2 separate regions of the Homo sapiens genome follow, and region 1 is linked to region 2. A link is a loop called in an ENCODE intact Hi-C map of the cell type or tissue named here. Cell type or tissue: MCF 10A. All regions are shown on one strand. Each heading gives the region's core, and the rest is flanking DNA. Links, peaks and the distances in the headings are about the cores only. Region 1 has its middle 21 kb from the start of GSX1. Region 2 holds the start of LINC00543 (long intergenic non-protein coding RNA 543).

Region 1 (7,982 bases), core at 3,298-5,797, 180 kb after region 2:
TGATGCATCAGGAAGGCACTCGCCAGATGCCAGCCCCACAATCTTGAGACTTCCCAGTCTCTAGAACCATAAGCCAATAAATTCCCCTTCATTATTAATTATCCAGTCTGTGGTACTCTGTCATAGCAGCACAGAACAGACTATGACCCAGAGGGAGGCAGCATTGTCCCCACTTTATGGATGAGAGCACAGAGGCTCAGTGAGTTCTCTTGCACACAGCCACAGTGCTAGGAAATGGCAAAACTGGGATTTGAACACAGGTCTCTCTTGCTCCAAATATCCTACAAAGGGCTTCCCCCATGAGACACTAGGAATGTAGGGGGAGTGGTTCTAGATCCACAATGGAAGTGGTGAAGGGATTTGGTAAGGCTTTTGAATGAAAATAAAGCTGCTTCCCTTTTGTGGAGGCACCTCCAAGGCGGTGGGGAACTCATCTTGGGCAGCTGGAAATACAGCCCTGAATGCTTTCACTTCCACATCCACTGGTGCAGCTATGGTTTCCACTGAGCCCCTTAAAAGAGAAAACTTGAAGTTGCAAGCATGAAGCTAGCCTTGGGGACCAAAAAGTTCCTCCACTCTAGGCCAGACCATCTAAGTCCAGATCATCCGAGGCCTAGTTATCTGGCATGGGGTGGGGATGGGGTGTCCTTCAGAAGCAAGGGCCATGAAGAGGCAGCTGTTTCCTCCAAGGGACTGCCAGGTGCAGGTGCTTGAGACTCACTGGGAAGAGGTGGGGCTGGAGGGACCGTGGTACTAGCAGGGGAGCTAGAGCTGGGAGGCTTAGATTCACACACAACTGCCTTCATCATTCATTCACTCACTCACCAGCCAGCCACTTGGCATTGTGCTAGAAGCCGAGGTAAGGCAGAGTTGAGTAGGACACCATCTCTGCCGACATGGAGGCTTGCATGCGTGTAAGAAAGAAAGGCAGACAGTCCTCACATGGGACTGTGGGGGCCAAAAGAGGATGTGAGAAGCTTCTTGGGGGAGGTGATTCTTGAGCTAAGACTCAAGCAATGAGAAGGTGTTTGGGTGGACGATGCGAAAGGCATCTCGGGCTGAGGGGCGGGCTGTGATCGAGGCATGGAGCAGAAACAGCCTGCACTTTGGGAAAGATGGCTGGATCTGTGTTTTCCCAGCCACTTATGCATGTGTGGCCCTGAGCAATTTCTCTGAGCCTTGGTTTCCTTATCTTCAAGATGGGCATCTTATACTCCTCTGATTGGACTGTTGGGAGGACTCCCCAGGACAAAATAGAAAAACTCCTGGATTGGAACCCTGGCATCAGCAGCATGAGGTCAGCACCTGCTCCCTTCCAGCACCTCAGGACTGGCCAGGCCCCAAGGCCCCACAACGCTGGTGCCCCTCCTCCATTTAGTCACAGTACAGTGGCTGTGACGTGACACAGGGACCACTGTGCACGTGTTGGCTGGTGATTTAGAACTGGGCTGCTCTTCTGTTCCCTTCCTTTCCCTTCCCAGTTTTGCCACTTCCTGCCCTTTCTCCTTGTTTGCAGAATCTGGCCCTCTGTCCCTGGCCCAGTTTTCCAGCCTCAGTTCTCTCCTCTGCAAATGAGCTCCTCCAGGGCTATTGTGGCACTCACAAGTCACACTAGGTGACTTCTAGCAGTCACCTGTTTCTGCAGGTGAAAGCTCTTTGTTCACTGCAAATCACCGGAGAAAATCTCTCGAGGCCTGTACTGTCCCATGAGAACATCCAGGTTGCAGGTGGCGTGGGGTTGCAGGGGTGGTGGTTTAGGAGAAGGTGAAAGGGCTGCAGGTCTGAGGGAGGGAGAGACTGGAAGTGGAAACGTAGTGGTTGGCCACTTGTGTATTTGTGGATCTTGATGTGTGAAGGGTGACTGGAAAGCTGCTTTGCTGTGTTCCTGGCCATCTTCCTTTGTTCTGTCCTTGGGTTGGGTGGAATCAGTGATCATCACTTTGCTTGTTGGAAGCATTGTTATCCTCAGGTCTCGGTGCCCCACGGGTGCCCCAGACGCTCAAGCTAAATGAAGCCCAAGGAAGCCTTGCCTGAATACAAAATTCTGTCTGAAGGAAATCTTGGAGATAATGTGTTTACAGGAGTGTCTGTGGGTGGCGGACAGAAGCAAGTAAGCTCCCGCATCAGCTGGGGGTGCAGCGCGGAGCCGTTGACAGAGCTGGGTCCCTTGGTGCACCCGCAGCAACCACATGTGTCTGTAGTTTGTTCTGAGGGGCTGCCAAGCCTTTGGGGCTGACCCAGTGATGCTCTCACACCCTTCTCATAGGCCGCCTGGGGTGAGCAGCTGCTCTGCTGTGGTGAAGAAACCTGGGGTTACAGTTGTTCAGATATGTGGTCAGGAGCATGTCCTGACACTTATTACCAGTGTGACCTTGAGCAAGTCGTTTATCTTCCCTAAGCCTAAAGCAAAGCTAAAAATACTTACCAGCCTTTCACATGGGGTTGTTACAAAACTCAGATGAAAGGACGTGAAAATGCTTAGTAAGCAGAGTCTCTGAACCACTGTGTAGTTCCAGGATTATTATTTGTTCCATGAGGGACTGACTGTTCATAATTCATGACAGGACCCCCGATGAGGAAGCCTGAGGGCTGGGCCTGGAAAGACCCTCAGTAGCTGCACCAGTGCTCAGAGAGGACCCTGTCTGGGTTCAACAGATACACTTTGCCCTGGTCGGTGACCCCTGCACCAGGTCGGTGACGTCCTGAGACGTGCAGGCAAATCCATTTTAGGGTGGCCAGCAGCCCAGTCACCATGGCCAAGGGCTCTGGGGGACCTTTTGGGCTGGAACCAATGGCTAGTGGTCTTTAAAGGGTCCAGGTTTGTGACGGGAGTGGAACAAGCTCACAGATGGGAAGGCTGACCAACTTCTACAAGGCAATCGCCACCAAAGTGAGTCTACCCGTGACCAGGATGTAGCTGGTCTTCTGCTTTGAAGAATCAGAAATTTTATTTTCCTTCAGAGTTAATCAAACCTAGGGGCGTTCTGACTCATCTTAACAAGATCACGACAGGCTGATGCATAAAACTAGCTAATTTACAATGAGAAGGTAGTGGTCCAGTTGACCAGATAAACACACATGGTTTCACATTAGATAAGCTATGCAAAAAGCAGATTTGTCAGAATTATCAGTATTCCAATTAGAAAGTTATTTAGCAAGCTTGGGATAGGAGCACAGGAAGTTGGTTAGATGGGTTAACAATGGTAGTAGGCTAAGATGGACAGAGACAAACTTTTTGCTAGGAGATAACCTTACTACAAGGCCATGGCTGGATCAAGTTCTTGATCAAATTGCGCTATTCCTAGACAGAGATTGGATGGGCACTGCCAGCATTTGTCTTGGGACTTTTCTTTCTCTGACCTTTTATTGTAAACCCACATGTCTTCTCATTGGCCTTTTCTTTCTTAAGTTAAAATTCACATTAATCAGGTTGGCATGGGTTCTGCAGGCCTGGGATCCACTGAGGTTTCCAGGTCTCTATCTGCATCTACCATGTGTGAATTGCATAGCTTACCCCTCTGGTGATTTTATTCTTTTTTTCCAAACACCTTGGAAAGAGAGGCCAGTGGATACTAAGTTGGGTAGGTGGAAATGTGATGATTCCAAGCAGCCCATCAGATCTGGAGCAAGATTCCCCCACCGGCAGCTGAAGACACTGGGGGAGGACTAAGACCCCTGACAAGAGCTGATTAATTGGGAGGTAAGCCACAGACGGCTTCCAGTACCAGCAGAGCTATCTGACTATACCCAGGAAAGCAAGGTGGAAACCTGGCCCCAGGGACTGAGCTGGCCAAGGTGTGAGGTGGGAGGAGACGCGCAGATTAACAGGGTCTTGGGTCCTCCTCATCTCCCCAGGGCTCATCAGTTACAGAGAGGGCAGCAAAGACAACTCCAGATGCCATGTGCCGTTGGGGAGTGGGAGAGGCGGACCCAGAATGTGGCTGGGCCTGAGACTTACAAGAATATTGGGCAATACTCTCAACCAGGTGGCACCAAGATCGGAAGAAGAAAGGATGTTTGGAAAGTGGGTGATGTTGGTAAACGTAGGGAGAACCAATGCTGATCTTGTCCATCAAATAAAAATTCTCTGAGGTTTTTGGGAAGCCATTTGCCAGGTCAAAGTGAGTTAGGACTGGCCCTGTGATTCTCTCCTCCCTGACTCCTGGTCTCATCTCTCGGGGGTGGAGCAGCTCGTGTTTGGACATGCCTGTACAGTCTTTCCCTAGTCCATGAGCAAAGATTCTGTGAGAGGGGTAGGTAAGTGCTTACAAGCACAGCCTTGAAGAGAGACAGACATTGTTTGAATCGCAGCTCTGCCACCTACTGGCTGTGGGACATTGAGCAAATCAGTTAACCTCTCTCCAAGCCACCTCAGTTTCATGGTTGGTAAAATGGGAGGAATCATTTTCACCTCACCTGTTTGTTCTGAGAATTAGATGCCAGTGGCTGGCATGAACAAGCTCTCAATCAATATCTATTGACTGATAAAATGAGATGATGCTTATAAGATTCTTGGGCCACAACTGACAGATAGTAAATGCTCCATAGATGTCTGAAAATAATAAGTGGTATTCATGGTATCATTTGCAGGATGGCAGAGCTCAGGGCCAGCCTGGTGGGCCACTCGAGCTCCAACACACAGTCATGGAGAGGAGAGTGCCACATCTTCTAGTCCCTGGCCACATGGCCACAGTTTAAAAGTTTAATCCATATAAACGGGGAGCAATTTTCCATTTTGATGGTTTGTTTAAAGCGCTCCTGGTCAGGAACCTGCACCCACCCAGGGAGCTGACCCAGGTTCAGCCCCCCTTGAATGGGTGTGGGGGTCCAAGTGAGACGAATGCCCCTGACTCACTTTCCCACTCAGTCTGGCAGCTCCTGGCATCTGAACTCGCTCCCTGACAGATGGGGTAGGAAAGGGGTTCCACATAGCATGTTCCTGTGGCTAAAATGGTAGAATCCTAAGCCCTTCTCTCAGAGCTGCACTGCCTTGAGAGCTTCCATAAAATAGGTATTTCGTATTCCAATCAGATGTCATCTCTATTAGGAACCCACCTGCAGTGATCACACACAAGAGTTCTCAGCATGAAATGGAAGGCCCCTTGCCTTGTGGTTCACTCTACACAGGTCCCCCACCCACCACCTTCAAAACTGGGGGCGTCTCAGTTCTGCCCCAACAAGTCCAAAGTCCCCAACACATCTTTGGATGGCCTTTGGTCTGAGAACAGATGGGGACAGATGCCAGCTTGGGATCTGCAGGATCTGTGAGGCAGGGAGAAAGGGCATCTGGCCGTTCTAGCCTCTGTTGAGCCAGCCCCACTGTGTGAAGTTAGTTTTCTTCATAAAGGAGCCACAAGGTTGAAGCAAGGGCCATTGTCTACAAAAAATTAGTACCTAAAGGCTACTTTTTTCTGTTCATATCATAGTGCTAGTCCTTTGGTAAATTCAGAACTTGTTGGTCTCACTTCCTCGTTGTTACACAGTGAGGAGAATTTGGGATATGATTCCCTGTTGGAAAAGGACCTGCCGATAGCATTTTAGACTCTAAATTTCAGAGAACCCGTATTTGACATCAACTGTCCAAAGGAAACAACAGGTATCATTAAGGGAAAGCTCAAGCAGGATTTTTTTTTTCTGACCCACCCCCACTTTCCAGCCTCTGACTTGATGAGTGTGGCTGAGAATAGTTTCGAAATAATCATCAGAAGAGTCAACTAGGGGATGCCAGGCAGGTCTAAGATCAAGATTACCTTGAAATGTTCAGTCAACAGAGATGGTTTCAGCCTCTGACTACCTTTGAGGGTGAGACCCCTAAAATGATTCCATCATGATGGTTTCTTCAACTGCTCTGTTGGTAGAGTCATTCCTTGCTGCACAAGAAATCACATTTCCCAGACTTACCCTTGCAAAAGAGGCTGGAAGGAGCTCCTCACTCTCTCTCTTGGACTTTGGTGCCAGATCATTATTAAATTGCCTTCATGACCCACCTCACCACCACTTACACACTCAATGAGTGTCTACTAGACAGGGGCTTTTGTAATCCTCACAACAACCTCATCACATTAGTGCTGTTCTTCACATTATGCAGATAAGGAGGCTGAGGGCTAGAAACTTCTCATCACTCACCTAAGACCCCCTGATTGGACCTTATGCTGCTGGAAGGGGACAGGATATGGACTCTTCTCTCCACCCTTTCTACCCCCTGGTTCTTCTTACTTTTTCTGTCAAAATAGGCATCTTGTACCTACTAAGTGTCAGATACTGTCCTAAGCCCTAAGGATTCAAAGACGAATAAATGAATCTCTGTCCTTAAGCTGGTACATTATTCCTTCTATAATACCTCATCCCAATGGAAAGTGATGGATGTTAGACTACATATGTACTTGGTGCTTCTTACTCTTTCTTTCAAAAATAGGCATCATGTACCTACTAGATATCAGGTACTGACATCTAAGCCCTGAAAGTCACAAATGAATAAGACATCTGTGCATGGTGGCTCACACCTGTAATCCCAGCATTTTGGAAGGCTGAGGTGCAAGGTTCACTTGAGGCCAGGAGTTCAAGACCAGCCTGGACAACATAGTGAGACCCCCATCTCTGCCCCCTCAAAATGAATAAGACCATCTCTGTCCTTAAGCAGCTACATAATTCCTCAGGCATCACCCAGTGGAAAGTGGTAGATGTTAGAATACATATGTACTTCGTGCTTCACAGGAGATATGACAAACTGAGCCTTTTAAAAATATTTTTAAATTGCTGGAAGTATTAAATAGAGCAGAAAAATAAAAAATAATAGAGTAGATATAAATATAGATATAAAAAATAATAGAGTAGATAAAGAGTAGAAAAATTAAAAAATATAGAGTAGAAAAAAGTAGGCTAGGAAATTGCAATATATAAATAAGGAAAAAGACAAATTATCCACATTTTTTCTTCAAATATTTTCAAACAAGTGGAATTACACTATAAGGATATTTTTGTTTTCTTTCATTGTCTTAATTATTTTAATAATAGATTCATAAATACATTCTTATTAGAAAAATTCAAATAATACAGTAAAGTTACAGTTAATTTGCCCACCACTCCCAATCCCCAGTTTCATTCTTAAAGGAAACTCCCATTAAAAATATTGTTTCCAGGCCGGGCATGGTGGCTCACACCTGTAATCCCAGCACTTTAAGAGGCCGAGGTGGGCGGACCACCTGAGGTTGGGAGTTCAAGACCAGCCTGACCAACATGGAGAAACCCCGTCTCTAATAAAAATACAAAATTGGCTGGGCGTCGTGGCACATGCCTGTAATCCCAGCTACTTGGGAAGCTGAGGCGGAAGAATCGCTTGGACCTGGGAGGCAGAGATTGCGGTGAGCCGAGATGGCGCCATTGCATCCCAGTCTGGGCAACAAGAGCAAAACTCCTTCTCAAACAAAAACAAAAACAAAAAACCCTATATATATATATATATATATATATAGAGAGAGAGAGAGAGAGAGAGAGAGAGAGTTTGTATCTTTCTAGCCCTTGTGCGCATACACACACACACGCTTTTATAACCTTTTTTTAAGAGTTTGTTCCATATAATTAAATATACTTCTACAACATCACTTTAATGTCTGGTTAATATTCCATTGTATAGATGTACCATAAATGATTTAACCAATTCCCTGTCTTTTGGCATATAGATTTGCTATGGTTTGAATGTTTGTGTTCCCCAAAATACATATGTTGGAATCATAGCCCCCAAAATGATGTACTAGAAGGTGGAGCCTTTTGAAAATTTATTAGATCATGAAAGCAGAGACCTCACAAATGAGATTAGAGCCTTATAAATTAAGCCCAAGGGAGCTCATTCACCCCTTCCACCATGTGAGGACACAGCAAGAAGGTGTCGTCTATGAATCAGAAAACGGCCTTCACCAGACACAGAATCTCTTAGTGCCCGGATCTGGGACTTCCCAGCCTCCATAATTGTGAGAAATAAATTG
Region 2 (7,982 bases), core at 3,433-5,932:
GTTCCTTGATTACCACTTCCTAAGCATCTGCATAAAATCTTGAGTGGCAAGGCACTAAGTAGCATTTCAGATGTGGCGACAAGTTGCTGATCTGTATAGCTCACTTGCCCTTTCATTTACTAGAAGACATGTTCCCAACTAGAACATCTAGTTTCTAGCTGTACTTAGGAGAATAAAGATTAGTTGAGGATATAGTTGAGAACCTTCTAATAATCCATCAGCACACTCTTTTTTTTTTTTTAAGACGAATTTTTGCTCTTGTTGCCCAGGCTGGAGTGCAATGGCTTGATCTCGGCTCACTGCAACCTCCACCTCCCAGGTTCAAGCAATTCTCCTGCCTCAGCCTTCTGAGTAGCTGGGATTACAGGCGACCGCCACAATGCCCGGCTAATTTTTTTTTGTATATTTAGTAGAGACGGGGTTTCACCATGTTAACCAGGCTGGTCTTGAACTTCTGACCTCAGGTGATCTGCCCACCTCAGCCTCCCAAAGTGCTGGGATTACAGGTGTGAGCCACTGTGCCTGGCCATCAGCACACTCTTAACCCAAAAGGAGCAGACAGGCAGATACTCTAACTAGATGGCATTAAAAGTTTCTTTATTTTGAGATAATTTCTACCTCAACACCTCAATATTAATTCTGTACTCTTCAGGAGCCACCCCAAGAGTACAGATTTAATATGAGGTACAGGTTTAACATATTAAACCTGTACCTCAGGCTGCTGAGGATTAAATTCTCTAAGGCTGATTCATCCTTAGATGTTGTTTTAAGAAAAATGTTTTACTCTCATCTCCAGAATTCTCCCTTACAGTAAAATTATGGCAGCAGATCTTGCATTAAATTGGTTTTGTTCAGAGTATAACAAAAACATTCATATCTGAGTAATGTAGATTAATTTGTAAATATTTAACTTATCCTCTTAATCACACTTAGACTGCACAAATTTTCAACCCCACAACTCCTACATTCAGTCAGTTTTCCTTTGCCTTTTTCCTTTTGCCTCCTGCTCTTCTTGGAGTGGGTGCACTATGATTTTAACAAACCAAGCAGGTTTTAGAGATGTCTGTGGGGCTAGCTGTGTGACACTGGGCCAAAAGAATCACCTGCTGTCTTTTTTTTTTTTTTTTTTTGAGACAGAGTCTCGCTGTCACCCAGGCTGGAGCACAGTGGCGATCCCGGCTGACTGCAAGCTCCGCCTCCCGGGTTCAGGCCATTCTCCTGCCTCAGCCTCCTGAGTAGCTGGGACTGCAGGCACCCGCCACCATGCCCAGCTAATTTTTTGTATTTTTTAGTGGAGACGAGGTTCACGGTGTTAGCCAGGCTGGTCTCGATCTCCTGACCTCGTGATCCACCTGCCTCGGCCTCCCAAAGTGCTGGGATTACAGGCGTGAGCCACCGCGCCCGGCCTCATCTGCTGTCTTCTTTCTTTAGTTACAAATCAGAGGAATACATATATATAAATAAAGATAGAGATATTTTATATTTAGCTACAAATCAGAGGAATACTATATATAAATAAAGATAGACATATTTTATACATATTTACACATATATAGACATATATGTATAAAATATCATGACTTTCTAGAAGGTTATGACATTAGATTTAGAAAAAAAACCTCTCAAATTCCAGATAAAGAAGGTAGACTCTGTGAGTTCCGGAGATTATACCAACGTTTACCTTGACATTCTTCCTGGAGGAATCAGTCCAGAGAAGGTGGGGGCAGCACTTAGGTGACCTTTTGGCTCCTGCATCTTTAGTGCCCAAACATTACATTTGTTTTAACAACAGCTTTTCCCAATTGGAATTTGTCATTAACCACAGCAGATATAGATAATATCAACAAGGTTGCCAGAGCCCCAAAGTTAAATAACCAGTAAAGCAGGATCCTGGTGATTCTGTGCTAGAGATGTAATCCATAAACCACAACACAACCAGTTTTGATCCACGAAAAAGACTTCCCTGAGATGAAATGATTTTCAAACCATCCCCTCACACGCACATTTACTTAAAAATAATATTTATATCACGTACTGGGTTTATGTGTCCAGTATTTTATTGGTAAGTAAAAACCCTGGGCAGTTCATGCACTTTCATATTTGAGTTTTAAGTTCAAAACTAAAAAGGAATTTTTTCCTAATTGCTCATGTGTTATCTCAGAACTTTCAGGATTAACAGTCTGCTATCTCAAACTTAGTATCTGTAGTATGATGATAATAGGTTTTATGGAAGTGGTAGTTGATAAGTTCCTCTCCAACCTCAGGGAAGCAAACAAGGAAAAACAATGCAGAGCTAAAGTCATTGTAATACAAACTTATGATGGCTTGTTATGTGGCACTTAAATAATTTTAATTTATTGATAATTAGTAGAATCAAGAACAAGGATTATATACCTAAACCACAGATTAGGAGTTGTTAAAAATGACCAGGGCAGGCTCTGTTTCCTACTCACGAAATACACTTCGGGTATTGTTCTTTCACTCTGTATAGCTAATATTTAAAAAACAACAGCTACAGCAAAACTTAACAGAACTAGATTCTGTTTTCAGTCTTCACTCGGCCCTCTCTTTTCTTTTCTTTCATTTTTCTTTTCTTTTCTTTTTCTTTCATTTTTCTTTTCTTTTCTTTTTCTTTTTTCTTTTTTTTTTTTTAGATGGAGTCTCGCTCTGTCTCCAGGCTGGAGCGCAGTGATGCGATCTTGGCTCACTGCAATCTCCGCCTCCTAGGTTCAAGCGATTCTCCTGGCTCAGCCTCCTCAGTAGCTGGGATTACAGGCGCGCACCACCACACACAGCTAATTTTTGTATTTTTAGTAGAGACAGGGTTTCACCATGTCGGCCAGGCTGGTCTTGAACTCCTGACCTCATGATCCGCCTGCCTCGGCCTCCCAAAGTGCTGAGATTACAGTCGTGAGCCAACGTGCCCTGCCAGCCCTCTATTTTCTAGACAGAAGCAGCTCATGTCATGACTGGGGTCTAGTCATAAGCGTACAATGCTACATTGTCTTACATGACTTCACTGGATCCTCAGGTTACAGATGAGGAAGTGGTAGCTCAGAGGTTGGGGTCTTCCCAAGGTCAGTAAGCTGATAAGTAGTAACCTGTCTGTAAAACGAGGTGCAAAGAGTGGCCCTAAAAAACATATAACGTTTCTTGCCATTCTGTGGCTGAGGCTTCTTTTATTCCTACTTGTTGCTGCTTTTTTTTCTCAGTGGTTATGAACAACAACAGCAAGAATATTGCTATGTGTATTTCTTATTATGTGCATTGCCAGAAACAAATAGAAAAAAATACATAAATAAGTCAGAACCAGACATCACTGTCTAGTAACAACATAGAAATGTAGGAGAGTGCAGGAAGAACAAAAAGAAAGAATGCTTGTCTGGAATCCGCACATAAAAACTTAAAACATTATTTTTCCCTTGGACCACTTTGTTAAAAATAATGCGTATTTTAGAAATCCAGATTCTTGTATTTATTTTCATTCATTCCTATTATTTTCATCAAATCTATGAATTTTACGTAAACATCTTTACGCTTTTAGATCGCTGTTAGTGATATATTGTTATATACGTGGCACATTAGACAATGATTCAGATTCTGGTAACTGGAAAATGACAGTTCCTGGGCGTGATCACAAGTCTACAGAAAACCAACAATCGACATTTATTTCTCATTTCTACAGAGAAGTGAGAGTCTTGACATGCGTTAATACATCCAGTGTTATGATTGGTTCTCTTGGGTGGATATTTGTCCGGAATGGGAAACTAAAAAGCGATTCATCAAATGATCATGCCATGTGAAGCTGGTGGGTAAGTTTCTAGGAGGGCCTGGTATTACTGAGTAAAGCAGGGTGCTCCTTTTGTAAATCTATAGTCAGACAAAATAGACAAGAAACAAGCTCATTACCCCAACTTTTAGTTTATTCCCACCCACCCCCCACCCCCAACACTTCTACCTCAGAGAAACTATTGTCTAGATTTGAGTCTTTGAATGTTTTAGACAGAAAAATGGATGAAATTTGTTCTTTGCACATGCTCAAATGGGCCCGTTGTCTACAACACGCCTTGGGGAAGCGTTCGGCCTGGTATTCAAGTATCTCCGCGGATCTACCCCAGCCATTAGAGCAGATAGAGCTCAGGCAGCGCCGACCCGCCCCTTCCCCTGCGGCCGGCGCGGACCAGTCGCGTCCACTCCCGGCCGCCGCGGGGCCCGGGCTCCTTGACCGTCCTCCAAGGCCACTCGGAGCGCAGCTTCCCTGAGCCCAGAGCCTCCCCGCGCTCCCAGCGGGCGCCCGGGGGCTCGTGTCCCGCTGCTCTCGCCCAAGACGGCCGGTCTCGGCCTGCTGCCGGTCCTTGCTGGGTCTGCGCCGCTGCCCGGGATTCCCTGGAGAGATTCGCGGCGTCTCCCGAGAGGTGGCGCGCGGTGAGGGCAGGCGAGGTCCCGGCGCCGCGGCCTCCTGCCGGGTAGGAAGCCCGGGGAGCGCCTCTCCGCCGCCGCCCGTCGCCCCGGAAGTCGCGCCCTGAGATTCCGGGCACTTTCTTTTTCTTCTTTGGAATGGTGTGATGTCCGCGGTTGTTTTTGTCCTTATACCTGAAGACGCCAAGCTTTTCAAAAGGTGCGCGCAACTACGGCGCGGAGGTGCGGGGAACCTGGGCCGCAAGCGCCGAAGCCACTCGGTGAAGAAGGCCTGGAGCACTGGCCTTCGACCCGTCGTCGAAGACCTGGGCTGAGCGATGGTGGCACCAGGCCCAAGGGATTTGATTTTCAAAAGGCGGAACGGGAGCGCTGGTGTGTTCGGCCCGTCAAAGCTGCAGCCGCCCGCGGCCTCCGGCGTCTGGCCTGTCTCGCCTGCGCGAGGCCCCCGGCAGGCGGCGCTGCTGCTCCGGCTGAGCGGGCGGAACGGCCTGGACCCCGCGGCCTCTGTTCCCAGCTCTGCGGCCGATCTGAGAGCTGGGACTCCGGGCGGGGAGCGGGAGGCTGAGCAGGGGCAGCCGGAGCCGCCGCAGGAGGGGCTGAGGGGTGCCCCGCGGCCCCTTTCGGCCGCCTCGGTGGCTTTCCGGGCCTCCTGGCCAAGGGCGCTGGGCTGCGGGTGGGTCTCGGGGGGAGTCGCCTCGCATAGCAGGCGCGAGCTAATCTACTCCTTTCCACTCTCTCGGTGGCGCTGTGGCTCTTAAAACCCCCGCTCCTTCTCTTCACAGCCATCAGAAGGCGCGGCCTGCCACCTGGACAAACGCGGTCTCCCCCAGAGCCCGGTTGCGCCCCGAAGCCGGGTTCCGTCCCATCTCCGACAAAGACACTTCCTGATTTGCCCCTCGCCAGACTCCAGCAATTTTCTGGGTCCCCGGGAAGCTGATTTCGCCTCTGGGCTTCCATGATTAGTGGCAGCTGGAGCGCTGCTCCCCAACCTGGGCCCACTTTAGGGTGTGTGGGGCAGGGAGGAGGGTGGGGTCACTCTTAATCTCGTGTCACAGCTAAATAATTTACTCAAGGTCTTCTCTTCCTGCCAGTTCCCTTCCCTGTTCCACTGCCCTTGACTTCCTGCTTTGTGAAGCCCCGGGGAAAGGCCAACTCTTAATAAAAGTTAATATTAATAGAGGCCCCGTGCGCCGGGCTTCTCCAACACCTCATCTTCCCCTCTCACCTCCACCCACTCCACTCAAGCCCCTTTCCTCGGGGAATTCTTTCAAAACTGGAGATGGGACTTGTACTTTGGGGTATATTCAGGAAACAAGGACGCTTGGGCCACATTGTGTCTAAACCACATCCTCCTCCAGTTTCCATCAGCGCGGAGGGTGGCAAAGGTCGAGCGTGCACTCAGTAGCTGCCACACAGAAGCCGCGCTGGTTCCAAAGCAGTCCAGAGATAAGGGCGGGGGCCAGCCAGCAGGTTCTGCAGGAGAAATACCTGCTGGAAAGAACAGGTCGAGCGATTACCAGAGAGGCGGGGAACAAAATTTACCAGTGTTCAACAGATACTTTAAAAAAGGCAACAAACCAATATTGTACAAAGAATACGTAACAGTATCAAGGTCACTGTTCCCTGATGTGTGTGCGAATTCGAGCCTACTCATTTTCCCATAGCAAAGTCTAGTTTGGTTTGAGCTAAGGGCTTGGACAAACAATTCCTTCCAAGAAGGTTAAACAACGCAGAAATGTGAAAAGAAAAAAGTAACTTCTCCATCCTTTCAATTCCATCCCTCTATTAACAATGTTAACACTGTTGGATGTCATTTCGAGAATTTTTCTGTGCTTACACAAATACGTATTACATTTAAAATCTTGTTCTTTCTTTTCTGTCCTTTAAAAAAAACAAAAATGAAGTCACACTTTACTTTGTGACTTGCTTTTATCATTTAATAATATATCATGGATATTTCACCAGGTCATTACACATAAATCACATCAATTTTTAAAATGTCTATTGCATTATGTAAACAAAGATATAATTTTATCTATTTATTCAATCATTTCTTTTGAATATTTACTATGTTCTAAGTGCTGGGAAAACAGCAGTAATCATCACCATTAAAAATCCCTATTCTTGGGAAACTTAATTCTAGTGGGAAAAAATTTTAAATCAATTTATTTAACGATTTCCTTACAGATGAACATTTAAGTTGTTGTCATTGTTTTGCTATTACAAACCATACGAAGGTAAGCTTTTTACATATACCCTTTTGTAGTTTTGTATATTTAAAGGATAGATTTCTTAAATTTGAAATGGTAGGTCAAAAAAATGTACATTTTAAAACTCTAGTAAAGATAGCCATTGCTTTCCAAAAAACTTTAGCAAGTCACACAATTCACAGTCCCGTTGAGTGAGTTTCCCTTTCTTCATATCCTCTTTTACCCTAGACATTATCTCTTAAATTTTTGCCAATATGATGGACAGAAAATGGTAACCAATTTAATTTTTTATTCTGAAATTATTAAGCAGGTTGAGCATACTTCATGTTTATTGGGCATTCGCATTTTGTCTTCGATGATTTTTCTTTTCTAGTAAACAGAACCAAAAGAAATGGAGTGAGTATCCCAGCCTTCATGCTTGATTTTTAAACTTAAATTATTTTATTTAAGCTTTAAAACAACCAGCATTCATTTCTATGAGACAGATTCTAATCTAGGCCTTTCTGACATCAAACACTGTGTTATTTCAAACATTATTGAGTCTGCTCTCTGAATAGTGTAGACTTTGGGCCAGGCGCGGCCGCTCACGCCTGTAATCCCCGCACTTTGGGAGGCTGAGGCAGGAGAATCACTTGAACTCGGGAGGCAGAGGTTGCAGTGAGCTGAGATCACACCACTGTACTCTAGCCTGGGTGACACAGCAAAACTCCATCCAAAAAAAAAAAAAAAGTGCAGACTTTATAAGTATAAAGGAAGAGTGAGAAGTGACAAAGAAAACAGTAGATAGCAATTAAGGACATCCTATCTGAAATTTAAAAACAAATAACAGAACGATGAAAAGTATTTGCTACAAAAATGCCAGAAAATTGCTAACCTATAAAGAATCCAATACAAAATGAGAAGAAAACATAGACTTTTTTTTTTTTGAGACGGAGTCTCGCTCTGTCGCCCAGGCTGGAGTTCAGTGGCACGATCTCAGCTCACTGCAAGCTCTGCCTCCCGGGTTCATGCCATTCTCCTGCCTCAGCCTCCCGAGTAGCTGGGACTACAGGCGTCTGCCCACCATGCCCGCCTAATTTTTTGTATTTTTAGTAGGGGCGGGGTTTCACTGTGTTAGCCAGGATGGTCTCGATCTCCTGACCTCGTGATCCACCCATCTCAGCCTCCCAAAGTGCTGGGATTACAGGTGTGAGCCACCACGCCCGGCCGAAAACATAGACTTCTAAAGAAATATTGGCAAGGCCGGGTGCGGTGGCTTATGCCTGTAATCCCAGCACTTTGGGAGGCCAAGGCAGGTGGATCACAAGGTCAGGAGTTCGAGACCAGTCTGGCCAACATAGTGAAACACAAAAA

The links. Hi-C counts contacts between places; a loop is a spot of excess contacts. Peaks named below come from ENCODE experiments on the same cell type or tissue, not always from the same donor. Only the 100,000 strongest peaks of a DNase experiment are listed, where the experiment ranks them.
Region 1: it touches region 2 in a loop (3-fold over the local background); 4 of 110 quality-filtered maps call a loop at or near these places.

What each region holds. Positions count from the first base shown.
Region 1 is chr13:27,767,348-27,775,329 of GRCh38, reverse strand. No RefSeq gene overlaps it. Among named protein-coding and RNA genes, the nearest start is that of GSX1, 21 kb to the left of the region's middle. RefSeq lists an enhancer at 779-828. In MCF 10A, for the core only: a CTCF peak has its summit at 4,318 (motif pointing left); a DNase peak (open chromatin) is centred at 4,269.
Region 2 is chr13:27,950,927-27,958,908 of GRCh38, reverse strand. It overlaps LINC00543 (long intergenic non-protein coding RNA 543), which reads right to left and starts at 5,383. Exons shown (of 1, transcript NR_135254.1): 1 at 3,546-5,383. RefSeq lists a silencer at 4,804-5,193. In MCF 10A, for the core only: a CTCF peak has its summit at 4,878 (motif pointing right); a DNase peak (open chromatin) is centred at 4,888.